Linked DNA regions of Mus musculus: region 1 is linked to region 2. A link is a loop called in an ENCODE intact Hi-C map of the cell type or tissue named here. Cell type or tissue: gastrocnemius. All regions are shown on one strand. Each heading gives the region's core, and the rest is flanking DNA. Links, peaks and the distances in the headings are about the cores only.

Region 1 (8,339 bases), core at 244-8,243, 510 kb after region 2:
TACTCAACTCAGAAGGACAAAGTTCAGATGGGCCATCTTGGGAGACCTCTACTGAGAGCCCCTACACAGGGATCGATCAAAACAAAAACCAGCTTCCAGCATGGTTTGCATGAGGCAGAAAGAAAGCCAGCTTAAGGAGTCTACTTCAGGATGAGGGTTAGGCTCCAGAGGGACAAAACCAGAGCTGGCAGTTAGTGTGGGAATAAAGAGGCAAGTTACAAGACCAGAATCACTCTAAACCCTTGGAATCTACGGAAAAATAATTTCCTATATTCTAGTCTTTTTCTTTTAAGATTACTAACTCCTCACAAGGAGCAATCTCCATTAAAGGAAATGGTTTTACAGCACCTATGTAAACAAATTTTATTTATTTATTGCTGTGGGTTTTTCCAAAACTATTTATAATTCAAACATTTTTAAATTACAGGAAAAAAAGTTAAATGTTAGTCTTAATTTATTCTTAGCTTGGGAAAGTTTGTTATCACTGTCCAATTCCAGGTGCAAAAACATTTCTGCTAATGCTACAAATTCACTACTTAGAGAGAAAGCTACCAAAACACACCTGCACCTTTTCAAACCCGATCTAATACTGTGTGAAAGCAAACCTGCTAAGGTCATGGATGCCAGGTCATCAAAACCCCATTGTCCCGTCTGCTGTGTGGAGTGAATTATCTGACTACTTAGACTGTCAGAGGTAGACATGCATCTCACCCCATCCTCTCCAGAGACAGTGTCATCGGGAGGGACTCAATGCCTGCAACTCCCACAAACACTGGTTTGGTCCTGTGACTTAATAACTTCGACTAGTGGGATAATGTCTGAGGAGGAGCCCGAGTCCTGAAGCTGTAGCATCTAACATCGTATTTTAGTATTCGAAGCCAAAGAGTGTGGTTGTTAAGAATTTAGGCTCTGTCACCAGCTGCTCTGAGCTTTCGTCTTGCTTCTGGCCTCTCTTAGAGTCAACTCCATAAACTCTGTGTGTTTAGATTTCCATCTCTAAAACAGAGAAAATAGTATTTCATCCATGGCCGTGAGCAGAAAACAAAATTAAAACATGTACAGAATTCTCCAGTTTGGCACGTCAGCAAACCATATCTATAATATAACCAGTACTTAACACTACATCACACAAGATGCACTCACATTGGTCTACTGTCTCGTTTTTCACAAATGAAGACTGTCACAACTATATCCACCACCTATCTGCACATTTACAAATCTCAACATCCACAGGTAAAGGAAAAGACAATAAATAAAGAGTTGAAAAAGCCATAATAGTGTAAGTTTGGAAAATTTAATCTAAGTATAGGGATTAAAATTTAAGTACAAGTCTATTTGAGGAGTGGCGAGACAGCTCAGCGTGGAACACACCTGACTGCAAGCCAGAGGATCTGAGGTCAATCCCTGTGGCCACCTGGTGGAAGAGACGCAACATGTGCAAGTGGTCCTGTGATCCCCACACATGTGTAATGGCATGTGTGCACAGTGGTTACACACACACACACACACAAATAAACAAACAAACAAACAAACAAATAAATAAATAAATAAATGAATGTAGAAAAAATGGACGTCTAGTCAGGCATGGTGGCCTGTGTCTCTATCACCACTGCACTACACAACCGTGTTGAGGCTTTGTCTTTTTCTGTCTCCTGTAATGCTAAGTGCAGGACCCCAAGACCTGGAGTCTGCACATGGCTCCTGTGATGCTGCCCCCAAGTTATTTCTGATTGGTAAATTATGGTGCTGACAGCCAATAGCTGAGCAGAAGAAATATAGGTGGGGTTTAGGTCTAAAGGGTTTGGGGTGGGAGAGGTACCATGTTGGGGGATGAAGAAGACAGGAGGAGGAAGGAGAAGCCACCGTGGGTTAGGAGTAAAGAGAACGTGTCCCTGAGGGCTAGTCAATTAGAGTTAAGAGTAGCCCAGATGAAATAAAGTAAGTAATATGACTCAGGGTTATCAATAGAAAGTAGATCTCAGCAACATCGAAAGGATCTAAGGAGCTCTTGTGCTGGTTAAGGCTTAGTGTAAATATAAAGGTTGAGTCTGGTTTTTTGTTTTTTGTTTTAATCTGGGAACTAAATGGTATAAAGGTGGAGTAGAAAGCCTAGGTTGAAATTAAATAATTCCTACTATACAAGAGATCAGTCTGGGCAATGTTGTAAGACTTTGTCTCAATAATCTAAGAAGAGAACTTATTTGGGGGGCCCTGGATTCCTGACCAACTCCTGTGGAGGTTATCTCACACCTGGGACAGAGAATTGTCTAATGATCCATTGTTGCTAGGATCAATGTTCTCTGGCCATGTAGGTGACCCATCTCCACCTCTCTGGTGTTTTGTAGAGGAGCAATGTAAGGGATGTGACATTTCCATTCCCTCTTGGTTTTGGTGACTCCTCTCCACTACCTTCATCTCCCACCCTCTCGTGCCTTCCCTGCTTAAAGCTTCCAACCAGAATATTCCCTTCTCTATATTTCTTTCGCCTATGCTCCACTGCCTGCCCTTCTTGAAGACAGTTCTGTCCCCTTCCCAGTTTTGTGGCTTCCAGGAATACCCCGGGGTTCAGTAAAGAGAACTGAAGATTGAGTTGGGATCCCTTATGTACTGTGGTCCTTCTGGACCTGGGGAACCTCACTCTGTATAATTATGTTTCCAGTTCCAGCTATGCCTCTGAAGATTTTGATTTCATTTTTCCTTGCACATGAACAGAATTCCATTGTATACATATATCACACGTTTATCTCCCATTCAGTATTTCATGCACAACTCTGATTCCATTCCCTACCAACTGTGATATGGATATGCAGGTGTCTCTGTGGCATAGCATCATCTTTGGTTATGTGCCCAAAAAGTGATAGAGCTGGGTCATAAGGCAGTTTCATAATTATCTCTTTATTGGTATAAATATGCATTATAAATGGCCTAGAGGGATAGATCAGTGGTTCAAAGCACTGGGTTCCTTCCCAGCACCCACTGGAAGGCTTATAACAATCTGTAACTTCAGTTACAGGGGACCTCACACCTTCTTCTGGTCTCCATGAGGACCAGGCATGCACACAGTATATAGATATGCATGTAGGCAAAAGCAGGCATACACATAAAATTAAAATTAAATAATACTATAAAGGTGTTCAGTTTGTAGGCACAGCTTTGAATGTATTTTAAAATAATGCAAGCATTGCAGTTCCTATCTGCGTATTTTATCCCCCACAAATGGTAGGTCCCTCACTACAGTAGCAGCCGTCTGCAATCCTTCCTCCAATCCTCTGACGACTATGAATCTGCTTGTCTCATGGATTCACCTATTCTGGGCATCTTCTGTAAGCTAAATCATACAATTTATGGTTGTATTTGTTGCTTTTCTATTGCTGTGATAGAACACCATGACAAAGGAAAGTGTTTACTTGGGCTTACATTCCAGACGGTTAGAGTCGCCGATGGCAGACCTGAAGGTTTGCAGGCAGGAGCAGTGAGCTGAGGACTCACATTTTGAACAGCAATCATGACACAGAAAGTGAACTAGAAATGGAGGAAGCCTTACTTCCCAAAGGTCTGAATTAACATTGTGTACCACACACCTAGCAACATTTAATAGTTACAGATTTTCAGTTTTGAGTTTTAAAACATTGCAGTGTTTATAAATAACCAGAAGCTAAGAGAAAGGTAGCCATTATTTCTGTCTGTCACAGGAAGACAGCTTCCCGGGTACTGTGGGAGGGGAGGACTAATTCTTGTTACATTTCAAGTATTTACAGGGTTGTGGAGGGGTACATGCCGGGGCCCTTATGTGGGGATCAGAGGATAACTTATAGAAGTCAGTTCTCCATGTGGGTCTTACAGATCGCATCACATAACCGGTCTTGCCGGTCAGCGCCCTTACTTGCTGAGCCAGGTCGCTGACTCTAGTACTTTGACTTTGCGATTGGATCACATCATACCGCCCAGGCCATTCTCAAGCTTGTGGGCTATCCTTCTGCCTCTGTCTTCTGCAAAGCTACAAGTACGGGTGTACAAGTGTCTGCCGCCACTCCGCGACATTTTCAGTGCTTATTAAGACAGAAGCTGTATGGGAGGGTACACATGTATAATAATAATAACAATAATAAAAACAACAACAATAATAATAATAATAATAATAATAGCTACGAGAGGCTATGGGTGTGGTTATAGCTTTGATGGCAGTGTTAGAACCCACTCCCAGGGCCATATTTCCTCCAACGAGGCCACAATTCCTATGCCTCCACATAGAGCGCCCCCACCCGGGAACCAATATCCAAACGCCCGAGCCTGTGAGGCCGCCTCCCTCAGGGCACAGGCGGGCTTCTGAGCGCAGTTCCTTGCGTTGGCCCTTTCGATCTCATAGTTTATCGGTGCTGGAGCACAGAAAAGCACGTTATATTTTTATAACTGAATAATGCCCAGTTACACTTCTATGCCGCATTTTTAGCCACTTATCAGTTATTAGGCATTAGGATTGCCCCCCTCCCCCTTTGACGAGACTATGAATAACGCAGCTTTCAGCGTCCATGTTTCAGTACTTACCTGCCCGTGTTTTCGGTTCCCTTGGGGATAATCTTAGGAGCAAAATTGCTGGGCCATATGGTAAGAATCTGTTTAATTTTTTTTTTTTTGAAAAATTGCCAAGCTGTTTTCCATTTTCCATTCCAACCAGTGATTTAATTTTATTCACCTAGCCTTCAAACTCCTCGAGAGCAGTAAGCAAGTCTTTGACTCTACTGTAGTCCCAGAACCTGGCATAGTCCCTAATGCACACGGCTATCTATGAATATTTGCACACGATTAAACACTCAAAATTTTTTTGTCAAATTTTTCCTTCTCCTGTGACTCCCCTCGCAAAAATATCCCTTCCGGCTTTATTTAACTTATATCTCTTTTTTCCTATGAAGAATTATTATAAATGAAATCTACACATCTACAAATGGCCATCCTACAATTGCTAAACCAGGAGCACAGTGACACGTTGGAGCCTGTCATCAGCAGGGTAAAGACGTGGGTGAGCACACTATATCTGATCTCTAACTTGGTACAGTTTGCAGTCAACCAAGTATATGACCAAAGTTATCTTAAGCAAATAGTCTTGGCTCTCGGGCGCCCTCTGCTGGCCCTGCTGTCAACAACACTAAAGTCGATTTTGCAGAAAAAAGAACAACACGTGGGACAGAAGGCAACATATGGGAAGCATCCATAACAAAGACAACCAGAAGAGATCGCAGATGAAAGGACCTTCCTTTCCTAGAAGCTCTGGGTGGGGACTGGCCTCCCCCTTCCTAGACTGGCACTTGAGTACCCTGATGACTTCCAGCTCCGGACAGTTAAAGAGACTGTCACATAGGGAAAAAAAAATCCACTTTTATAGTCAAACACAAAATGGATGTGTGACACAGACAGAATTTAAACTTTAAACATGGCCAACACATCTCAATATGAAATACTTTATATATCTTATAAAAATGGCATATAAATATAAATAAATTCTCTGTCTCTGTCCGTCTCTCTGATGTCTTGTATAAGACATACACAACCCTACATACAAAACTTGAATAGTTATGAATTATAAAACTAGAGACTTAAGTGGACAACTGTGTGTAAGTTACTGAGAGCTGCATGAATTTCCTGTAATGGGTACAAGTTTCCTTCAAGAATGATCATTCCCAGCCGGGCGTGGTGGCCCATGACTTTAATCCCAGCACTTGGGAGGCAGAGGCAGGCGGATTTCTGAGTTCCAGGATGAGCCTGGGTCATCTAGCTAGGCCTGCCTGAGATGAGCCTGGGTCATCTAGCTAGGCCCACTATCATCACAGGAGTCACTAAAGGAGAGAACTTTCCCCACCAGGTCGGAGTTAAAGGGTGAGCCACTATTGCCGGGGGAAGAAGACAACAGAAAAGGAATATGGACGACCTCTTGTGGCAAAAACCCGTTCCTGATGACAAATGACAAAGAAATAAGGACCATAATCCGAAAACAATCACAAGCTACAAGCTGACTGACTGGGCTTCAGCCTCAGACCCTGGCTCAGACAAGCATTCAGCTAAGCAATCGCAGATTCCAGTCCTGTGAAATTCTGCTGAATATCAACATATTCAAATACAGTAAGGTGGTTCGGAAACACAGTAGCCACTAGAATGGTCATCTAAGATGGCGCTCTCCCAGGGTACGTTCACTTCCTGCTCCGATCACTTAATTCTGAGCATATGGGAAATTTCTACTTATAATGAGTGTTTTTAAAAGATTGTATCTGAGAATAATTCAGTGTTTTAAGGACTCATCATCTCCAACGCTTAAAGTTTAAGGACTTTTTAAAAATTAAATAGACAGTTATTTTATCAATCCCTTTAAGCTATCTTACCAGTTTGAGGCAGTTCAGCCTAGGAGAATGTCTTCCCGTTACCTATCTTCACGTATATACATGTGTATGTATGTGTAGAAGTGTGTGCTCCTATGTGTACAGGTGCACATGCACAGGTGCATGTGGATGCCAGAGGGCAAGCTCACATGTTGTTCCTCAGTTACTTACGCCTGGCCCTGTGAGACTGGGTCTCTCGTGGGGTTAGAACTCAAAGATTAGCCGGCCATGGTGGCGCACGCCTTTAATCCCAGCACTCAGGAGGCAGAGCAGGCAGATTTCTGAGTTCAAGGCCAGCCTGGTCTACAGAGTGAGTTCCAGGACAGCCAGGGCTATACAGAGAAACCCTGTCTTGAAAAACCAAAAAAAGGAAGAGAAAGAAAGAAAGAAAGAAAGAAAGAAAGAAAGAAAGAAAGAAAGAAAGAAAGAAAGAAAGAAGGAAGGAAGGAAGGAAGGAAGGAAGGAAGGAAGGAAAGGGAAGGGAAGGAAGGAAGGAAGGAAGGGAGGGAAGGAAGGAAGGAAGGAAGGAAGAAAGGAAGGAAGGAAAAATAGAAAAAAAAAAGAAAAGAACTCAAAGATTAGGATAAGCTAACCATCCAGTGAGTCTCGGGGATGGGGTCTGTCTCCATCCGCCCAACACTAGTATTACAAGCACACAGCATGTGGCAAGTTGCTCATCTGGGGTCTGAGGCTCTAACACAAGCAAGTCTTCATGCTTTTACAGCTAGCACTGGACCAAATGAGCTATCTACCCGGTTCCTAAGGACCCATCTTAATACATTTTATATTGCCTTATGGTAGTCATAGTAACGAAAGCCAGTGACAGTTATTGTCTTTCCATAAATCAGTGTTTGTAAAGTTCAAGAACACAAGCAATGCCAAGGTTTATATGCCTTGAAAGGACAAAGACTTCTAAGGCAAATGTCACATACTTTTCGTGTGTAAATGCATAAAACTGGTACTAGTGAGTTACTTTATAACGTGCCTTATTGACATCATGACCATGTTTTGGAATTTGCATCTCTTAAATTAGTAGACCCAACTCCTCCCACACAGCACTACCGCAAGCATACCACAGTGCCTTTGCTTCTTGACCTTCAGTGCAACGTTATGGCACCTCAAGCCTTTCTGCTCCCAGCAGGACATCCAGGCTGTCATAGTCAAGGAAGGTTGGACTTTTAAAGACACCCTAGTCTGTAACATCTGGATGTGCAACACGGACACTTACTTTTTCTGCGTTCTTTCAGCCTGTCTTGCAATATTGATAGCTGCCTTTCTCGCTTCGAAATCTTCCCTTTTCACGATTTCTCCTGTCCCTCGGTAGCCTAGCTCCACCAACTGGCGAGCCAGGCTTTCATCCTGAGGGAGAAACCAGCCAGCAGATGTGTGGGTGAATTGTTTTCAATGAACATAAAAACAACTGTTTAAGCTAAGTGTCCTTTGAAAGAAGACCAGGGCTATTACACATGCAGACCTGCCTCCTGACAGTACAATTAGACACATTTGGTCCTTTTTTAACCACAGATATAAGATGAGAAGAGAAGCAACATCAACCACCAAGTTTTCTCCAAGGGATCAGAGAACAAAGATCTGTTGTTGTTTTTTAAACAATTTGTGCAAACAGCTGTAGACAATTAACAGTGTATCTTTAAAGCAAGATAATTAGAGGCACTGGTGGGCATACAAGAGAGAGGATCAACTGTACACAAAGAGAAGGGGGTGCATTCAGACAGCCCAGTGCTTCAGACAGACTTAAGTCAATTAGCTGATGACCCAGAACAGTACAACTTCAAATGCAGCTAAAGAGGAACAGGGGAATTTCCATACTTAACTGAGAAGATATACTGTTCCTGGATAATGATGGTACCAATAAAAACAGAAAAGGAGACACCCAAGATGAGAGACACAAGGTGCCTGAAGTTGACAGAAACAGATCCACCCCACCACCACCACCAGGATTTTAGTCCTGCC
Region 2 (8,339 bases), core at 115-8,114:
TTATAAAGACGTGGAAAACTTAAAATGAGTTCATCAGGTCCCCAAGCGCGGGGGAAATGCAATGGGAAACATATTTTGCTCATTTTTAACTTTGTGTGAAGCAAAGGAGAAAACTGCCATTTGTACACATTCGTATGATCCATGACACTGGGGTAATATCTTACAGACCTCTGTAACAAAGCCGCGGCATCAGGCTGTCCAGGGGCTCTGCCCGTAATTCAGCCCAGTCGCCACAGCATACACATTTCCCCAAACTCCACACAGCTGAGGGGTATTTAAAAAGCAAGAAGGAGAACACACCCTATTTCTTGTATGTGGCAATGAACGGTTACCCACAAACACACTAGCCTGGGATGGATGAGCGCTCAAGGATGGGGTGTCATAATCGCACTTGGTAAGCTCCTCTTGCTTCTTTCCGCCACCCCCATCTCCAACCTTCAGTCTCAATTGACTGTCGGAATTCTCACATTGCCTTCTACAGAGCTATGGTGAGGGTTCATGACAAGAGTTCCCATAGCGGACTCAGCACACAGGCTCATTAAACAGCAGCTAACCAATGTCTGGGAAGGTTGTGTCTAACTGATACATGCTGGAAGTATACGGTACTCCCTGGATGTCAAAGGCCTCATACAGACAAGAATGCAACATATTACACGCATATACTAAAGAGTTTCATGGGGTTGAACACATGAGTATATAGCAATAGTTAAGTGTCATATAAACACTGGCAAAGAACCTCCAACTATGGCCATGAAAGAAATTCTTAAAAGCTGGTAAGAAGGGGTTCAGTGGTAGAAAGAAGGGAGACAAGACAGAATAACTTGGGGTAAAAATTACTAAAATTCATTATATATGTTATGAAATTGTAAGCATAAAATTTTTAAAGAGAGAGATAAATTCTCCCTATGAGAAATTCAAGGCAATTACTAAGCATTTACTTTCTGACTTTTTCTCCTTTTAGATCTTAAAGTAATTTAACTTTCCAAATACTTTTATTGCACTAGGATCTCAAACTACATCTCAGGCTAGACTTGAACTTGGTTTCACACTAGACACACACAGTAGGCCTCCTGTCTCAGCCTCTGAAGTGCTAGGACTGTAGACCTAGGCCACCCCATCTAAAGTTCAAATAATTGTTTTTGTGAAATGAAAAAAAAATTAGGAATTTTGCATGCTTTTCTATTTATCCGCGGTTCCTGTACAATTTTCCTTATACGCTTAGGTATCTAAGTTTGAATATCAGTGAGAGGAAAGTATTGTAATATCCACTCTTGTGTTCTTAAGTAGGCAGACACATGGATTTAAATTTCTAATCACAAATTTAAAATGGACTTTAACACTTTTCTAAGTGTCAACGACATTGTACTATGAGTAAAAAAAAAAAAAAAAAAAAGATGGACCTCATTAGCTTACAAAATTAGCTCTCACACTTACAGTTGCCTAGCAGCAAGTACCAACTGCATACTGCACCCAGCACATGCACACGCAGCATCGTTCTTAATCCTGGTCCTCGTCTAAATTACTGAGGTGGAGAAAAGTAACTGAGAAAGTCCTGGAGATGAAGGGGTTAGGAAGCACACCCCAGCTTCAGATTGAATAAATAAGAATATCTGACAAGGAGAAAGAACACATGGACTGACAGTTACGCAAGAATTGTTTGCTCTCTTTTAATTTTTAATTAAATACCTTTTCAAATGTTAACATTCATCTAACTTTATTTTACATGCGTGGCTATTTTGTCTCCATGTGTGCCTAGGCACCATGTTGTATGCCTGGTGCCTATGAGTCCATAAGAGGGCTTCAGATACCCTGGAACTACTTAAGGACAGTTGTAAGCAATTCCTGGGTCCCCTGGAACAGAAGTCAGTTTTCTTAACCATGGAGGCACCTCACCATTAGAATATATGTTAAATTAAAATAGAACTGTATCACTCTCCCCCAACACTTCCTTTCTCCAACCCCTTCAGTTCCCCCTCCATTCAACTCTTTCTCATGTCCTCTTCTGCTGGATAGGTTTAGGTCAACTCAACATAGGCTAAACTTATCTGAGAGGAAGACATATTAATTAAAAAAAAATGTCTCCATAAGATTGGGCTGTAGAGCCGGGCGTGGTGGCACACGCCTTTAATCCCGGCACTCGGGAGGCAGAGGCAGGCGGATTTCTGAGTTCGAGGCCAGCCTGGTCTACAAAGTGAGCTCCAGGACAGCCAGGGCTATACAGAGAAACCCTGTCTCGAAAAAACAAACAAACAAAAAAACCAAAAAGATTTGGCTGTAGGCAGCACTGTACAGCACTTTCTTATTTAGTGATAAGAGAGAGCCCAGCTCATATGGATGGGGCCATTCCAAGGCTAGCGGTCCTGGGTTCTGTAAGAAAGCAGGCTGAGCAAGCCATGGGGAGCAAATCAGTGAACAGCCCCTGCCATGGCTTCTGCATCAGCTCAGGCCCTTAGGTTCCTGTTCTGTTTGAGTTCCTGTCGTAACTTCCTTGATGACGGAGCCAAATAAATCCTCCCCTTCCCAGGTTGCTTTCGACATAATGTTTCATCACAGCAATGGTAACCATAACTAAGACACCCCCCCTTTCAAAATGATATTCTTCTCTTTTCCTTTGATTATGCAACACACACACACACACACACACACACACACACACACACACACACACACACCATACAAATATATAAATACAATCCGCTGAGTCCATGAGTCCATCTTTGGTGTGTGTGCGCATGTGCACGTGTGCGCGCACGTCCATGTGTTTTCAGGACTGATCATGTTGTGTTGGATAATTGATTAGGGAGCATATTCTTGGGAGAGGTTTATCCCCACCCTCTCTCAGCAGTCATTAGTTCCCCATAGTTCTTGTCTAGGGGTGGACCCTGTGACATCAGTAAAATGCTCTCCCTTTGGTGTGATCAGATATATTGACACTGTTATTATTTAGACCTTGTGTGTGCAGCCCACTTCTAATAGAAGATCTCCTGGCTTTCTGGCTTCTATAAATGTTCTTCCTCCTTTTCCACAATGTTGCATGAGAAATGGATGTGGGAGCCATGTAACATATATATCCGCTGGGGTTGGGATCTCCGTGATCTACTGATCTCCTCACTGTGTCTAGTTGTAGCTCTGCAATGGTCACCATGTGCTATAGAGAGATGCTTCATTGCTGAGGAGCAATAACTACATCTTTTAAGAGGGGCTTAAGATCCCCCTGGAGCTAGGAGTTGTGAGTCACCAGGTTAGAGGGAAGGGATGAGCTAAGAAGCAAACTCCAATCCTATCCAAGAGCAGGATACAATTTTTAATCTCTAAGCCATCTCCCCAACCCCAAGAATTGTTTTTGATTATGTGAGAGGCTTCAGAAAGACATGCCTTTCCAGTGCTACAGGTGAGACTGGTATCTGAGAGTCCTAGCTGCATGCAATCTGGTTCCAAATTCATATAAGTCATGACTCTGACTTAACTGCGGAGCGTCTATGGGGCATTCGGGAAGGCAGTCGCAAGTCTACTGCTATTGGAGAGTCCTCACACTGTGGCGGAGGGTTTTCATGAACCAGAGAACCTCTTAGTCTTAGTACTCTTGGGAAACAGCAAAAACACAACAGGTTTCTTTCCACAGAGAAGACGGTGAGATGGAGGCTTTTTTTTTTTTTTTTTTTTTTTTTTAACAAAAATACAGCTACCAATAGGTGGCGCCATTTTCATTCTATTTGGTGGCAACTCAGAACAAGTTCAATTTTCCTCGCCACTGCATTTTGGTCAGTGTTGCCATTTCCGACCTTGTGTTCTGACTTTAAATCATTTCTGAGAACTGGAAGGAGGCTTTCTGTGCTCGAGCATGAACCGAGGGTCTTGAGCAAGCCAGATAAGCTCCTCCACCTACCTCCTCCACCCAGGGCTGAGATGTTTTTGTTTTTTGTTTTCCCTTGAAAGCAAAGACAAGCTTATCTTAACAATCCATTCCCTTGGCTAGGACCCTGTCTCTGTGATCACTCTTCATGATTCGTTCCTGACAAGGCGAGCTCCATGCCGACAGGGCCATGGTTTGCTCTCTGCCTTCCTAAATTTCAGGTAAGGCAGAATTCATTAAGTGCTTTTTATTCTGCTGTGTAAAAGGAATATAGAGGTTTTATCAACTGTTGGAAAGGGGAGCTGGGGTTGCCTGTTCCATGCAGTGATCTTTCTTTTTTATTGAGGGGGGCGGTTCGAGACAGGGTTTCTCTGTGTTCCCCTGGCTGTCCTGGAACTCACTTTGTAGACCAGGCTGGTCTCAAACTCAGAAATTACCTGCCTCTGTCTCCTGAGTGCTGGGATTAAAGGTGTGAGCCACCATGCCCAGCTTGCAGTGATCTTTCTAAGGGGTCTGATCATTAAATAAAGATGGAAGATGCCTTTCTGTCTCTATCTGAAAAGCAAAACCAAAATTGAACTTAGGGAGTGGACTCTAATTCGAGGGAGCTTGTAATTAGGCTCCAATTTAGGGGGTCTCAGGACCATTTTGCCCCCCCCTTTTGTTCAGTCACCCTCTGGGAGTAGCTGAGACAGTATCTCAGGAGTTAGGTAAAGGAAGTTCCTGATCCTACTGACCGACATAGAACGGCTTCAAAGGGAATGAGCAGATACAATGGAAAGCTTTCTGTGCAAAGTCTAATTTTAAAGCAAATAGGCTAAATGAAAGCTTGATGACTAGCTAAATCCCCAGGAAGGAGGGAAAAAGCCTTTCAGTCATACTGAAAATATGTAACCAAGCACAGGTCTCCACACCCACTCTCTGTTTCTTTCTCCAAGGGACGTTGAGTTGCTGGAAAGGTCCAATGCCTGGGGTGGGGGTGCAGGTAGGGACAGTGCACAGAAGTCACTGGCTGACTGTCCTCTGCTGTTAACTTAGGCCTCACTTCTCCAGGCTGCCTTCCTCTTCCTGACAGGGGCTCTGAATCGAACATGAAGCATGACATTCTATGTTGTTTTGAAGACTCAGTCAAATGCTTAAGTTTTGTGGCATCCCCAAACAGCCATGCTCTGTGTCCAGAGAATCAAAACATCAACCAAAGATGAGATAATGCATGTGTTCCTAGAATGGAAAACTGTTCACTAATTATTTATGTGCCAGAGCCTCCACCCAAGGGCATTCCCAGACTGTGAACTCCCCAGGGAAGGGAGCAGACAGGTCCTGCGACTCCTTGAACACGCATTGCTTAGATTTACACTCTGTATCACCTATGCACTGAGGATCATTTGTTCAATTTGTCAGATAGACAACTGTTAAACTGACCAAGTTCAAGTGTCCTCTACTTAACACCAAAGTGAAGAGTTTGTCAAGTAAGTTCCAATCCCCCAAAGCTGCTACAAACCATTCTTAGTCTGAGGACCCTCTACTTTTCCCTTCCTGTTCATTTTTTTTTAAAGGAAGAATGATTTAGAGCAGCTATTTTATGAAGTAGAATATTCTCATTTTCTATGTTAGTGATAGCATGCCCTACTGGGAATTATTTTAAGGCTACTTTGTTTTTAAAGACGGGCTTCTTGGCTTTGCTACTCTCTTTTCTGATCTTGCAACTTAAACACTGTGCATTTAAGTTCAAGCCAGAGGGCAAACTGTGGCAGGTCCCCCCCAGTCTGTGGGAAAGCCCACAGAAAACTATGGCAGGTTCCCCAAAACAGCAAAATGAGATAGAAACCCTGCCTTCCAAAGGCTGACGAGGTAAGTAAACCCTGGCTCCCTTCTCTCGCACTTTAGCACACCCACTAGGGTGAAACCCTCTGCAGGTGTGAGAGAGAGGCAAGCAACTTGGATACAACGTTTCTGTCGAAGCCTCCCTGAGGGACCAAGTGGCTATTTTTCAAGGCAGAGATTTCTTTTTCATCTATCTAAAATAGCCTCGTGAATGAAATGACCCTGGTGTGTTTGTTGACTCCTCCTTCAGGCTACTTCATGTTCTTCTTCTCAGGGCAACAGTAGCCTTGGCTAGACTGGAAACACTAACACTTAAAGTGCTTGGGCAAAATTATCACCCTCTATTACTAACTTCAGCTAATCCTCTTTTTAAAAATTTCTCTCTTTTGTTTATATGTGTGTATGTATATATGTGTGTATGTGTATATATGTTTATATGTGTGTGCATGTTTATAAGTGTGTATGTGTATGTATGTGTATATGGTTATGTGTTTGTATGTTTATATGTATATATGTGTGTATGTGTGTATATGTTTATATGTATGTGTATGTTTATAAGTATGTATGTGTATATGTATGTGTGTGTATGTTTGTGTGTGTGTGTGAAGATTTGTTGTTCTACAGCTCTCTTGTTTTAGGCAGCTAGGGTGTGATATGCTATCACCCATTTGCCTTCCGCCCCATGGCGAGTTCACATGAGGACTGGCCTGAGTGTAGCTGCTGAGTTGAGCTAAAGGACTTTTCTCCAAGAGGAAGCTCTTCTTTTTCCGTTGGCTAAGCCGAAGAGCTAGGTTTGAACCCCGTTCTTGGCTACGCTGCTAGTCTCTCTAACACTGCTAGTCTTCACTTCTCATCTGTGGAGCTGGCAAACCAAGCCAGGGTCTGTCTCTCAGAAAAACAGAGGGCAACTCCATTGACAAAGTCGATGTAAAGATACAGGATGAGCTTAGAAACCTGGGATAGTCTTCAGATGTTTCAGAAGCGTCTTCATCCTGGTTTCACATGAAGCACGAACGCACCTCAAACATTGGGAATAAGTACATATTGGTGAGCACAGGGCATTGTGGGAGGTTGTGGACACAGGGAGCTCACCTTACAGTACAACCCATGCTATTCCAAACCCATTTTTCAGCAAGCGGCTAGTTCTGTCTTACCCTTGGCTGCTGAGCAAAGCAGGGTTGCAAAGATGCTTTCTAATAGATTTCTTGAGGCTGGTTAGTGTTCTGCTGTGGGGCATGGCTCAGCAGCAATCACCTCATCAAGAGGTTTCTGTAGCCCACTGGACCTTCTGAAGCAAGTTATGGGGTTAGAGCTTGGGTCTGTGCTTTCGTCTGGAGTGTGGGAGCTTCTGAGCCCCGAGGGACACTGCTCTGGAGTGACCCCGGAGTGTTTGGGATTCAGATAACCAACTCTCACTGAAATGTGGGTTCCTACTCTATCTTGTGTCCCATTCAGCTCTTTTAGTGACACTGAAGTGGACAAAGGAAATACTTGTACTATGGTGAGCTTCTCTTTGGAAAGTGACTTTCTCCCTGGTGGAGGAAGGTTATGGGAACTGCATGTCTGTCTTTCTCACCTGTAGAGTGTTTGTGACTAATGGGTTTAAAAGGAAAGAAACCTGACCAGCCAGCCTTTGGAGGGCAGATGGTTCATCTTCTCAACACTCCAGTTCCAAGATATTTGACACCCTCATCTAGTTTGCAAGGGTACCTAGATATGCCATAGCATTCTCTCACACATACAACACATGCCTTCTGCCTTCTCCTCCTCTCTCTCTCCCCCCCTCAAATCCTGGTTAATGACATAATTCCTAACGTAACCATAAGAAATCAAACTTTCTGATACTGCTACCACAGTAAAATGATGAAGACACTAACTACCAGGATTTGCAAATCCAACAAAAGGGGAAAATCATCAAAGTTTGGCTATAAAAGTTCTGTCCCATAGTGTGTCACAGAAATATGGTTATATCACAGCCAATGGATGCGATAGCATTTCTGTTAAATATGGCGTACACTGGAGGTAAATAAAAGACTTGAGAGAGATCTTGAGTGAATGTTTCTGAATGTAGACCCAAAGACTGGTGAGGTGGTATTTACCCCCACTACTGTATTGCTCCACAAATAAGATAACTTTTCCCTTTCAAGCTATTATGCTGTCTATAAAACAAACAAAAATCAACCACAGGGAAGAAAACATTGAAAGAAAACTAATCCAGAGGAGGAGGAGACGAAATGCAAAGTCAGAGACTCTGCAGTTAAAGAAGTTTATAACCTGGAGAAAAGAAGATAGGGTGGTGCCAAATGGACCCACATCTAAGAAGTGATGATGCAGTCTCGTAACCCCACCCCCTAGCCCTGTGAGGGGAGAGCCCAGCCTGTGCACAGCATGCCACTCACTGAATTTTGCAGATCTACTTTTATGGTAAATTAGGATGCTTTTAACCCAGTGTTTTTCCAACTAGATATCCTAGGGCCATAACTCTCAGAAGGTTCTTTTGGGGAAAAAAGAAAAAAAAAATGCTCTTTTAAGGGGAGAACAGCCCTTAAAGGGACAGATAGGCCCCACACTGTTCATTCTTTTCATCTCGTTTGACCTTGGCGCCTCAATTTTATAAATACCTTCCAGAGACCCCTTTCTGTGAAGTTTTCTTTTATGCAAT

The links. Hi-C counts contacts between places; a loop is a spot of excess contacts. Peaks named below come from ENCODE experiments on the same cell type or tissue, not always from the same donor. Only the 100,000 strongest peaks of a DNase experiment are listed, where the experiment ranks them.
Region 1: a loop joins it to region 2, with 15 times the contacts of the local background. A loop is called at or near these places in 35 of 42 quality-filtered maps.

What each region holds. Positions count from the first base shown.
Region 1 is chr5:98,345,620-98,353,958 of GRCm38, reverse strand. Cfap299 (cilia and flagella associated protein 299) reads right to left here. Exons shown (of 6, transcript NM_001024614.1): 2 at 7,597-7,727. Among named protein-coding and RNA genes, the nearest start is that of Cfap299, 20 kb to the right of the region's middle. In gastrocnemius, for the core only: no CTCF peak of the experiment used is centred there; DNase peaks (open chromatin) are centred at 4,286 and 5,121.
Region 2 is chr5:98,859,515-98,867,853 of GRCm38, reverse strand. All of the region lies in intron 1 of Bmp3 (bone morphogenetic protein 3), which reads right to left. Among named protein-coding and RNA genes, the nearest start is that of Gm34563, 9.2 kb to the right of the region's middle. In gastrocnemius, for the core only: CTCF peaks have their summits at 3,494 and 3,695 (motif pointing right); a DNase peak (open chromatin) is centred at 3,763.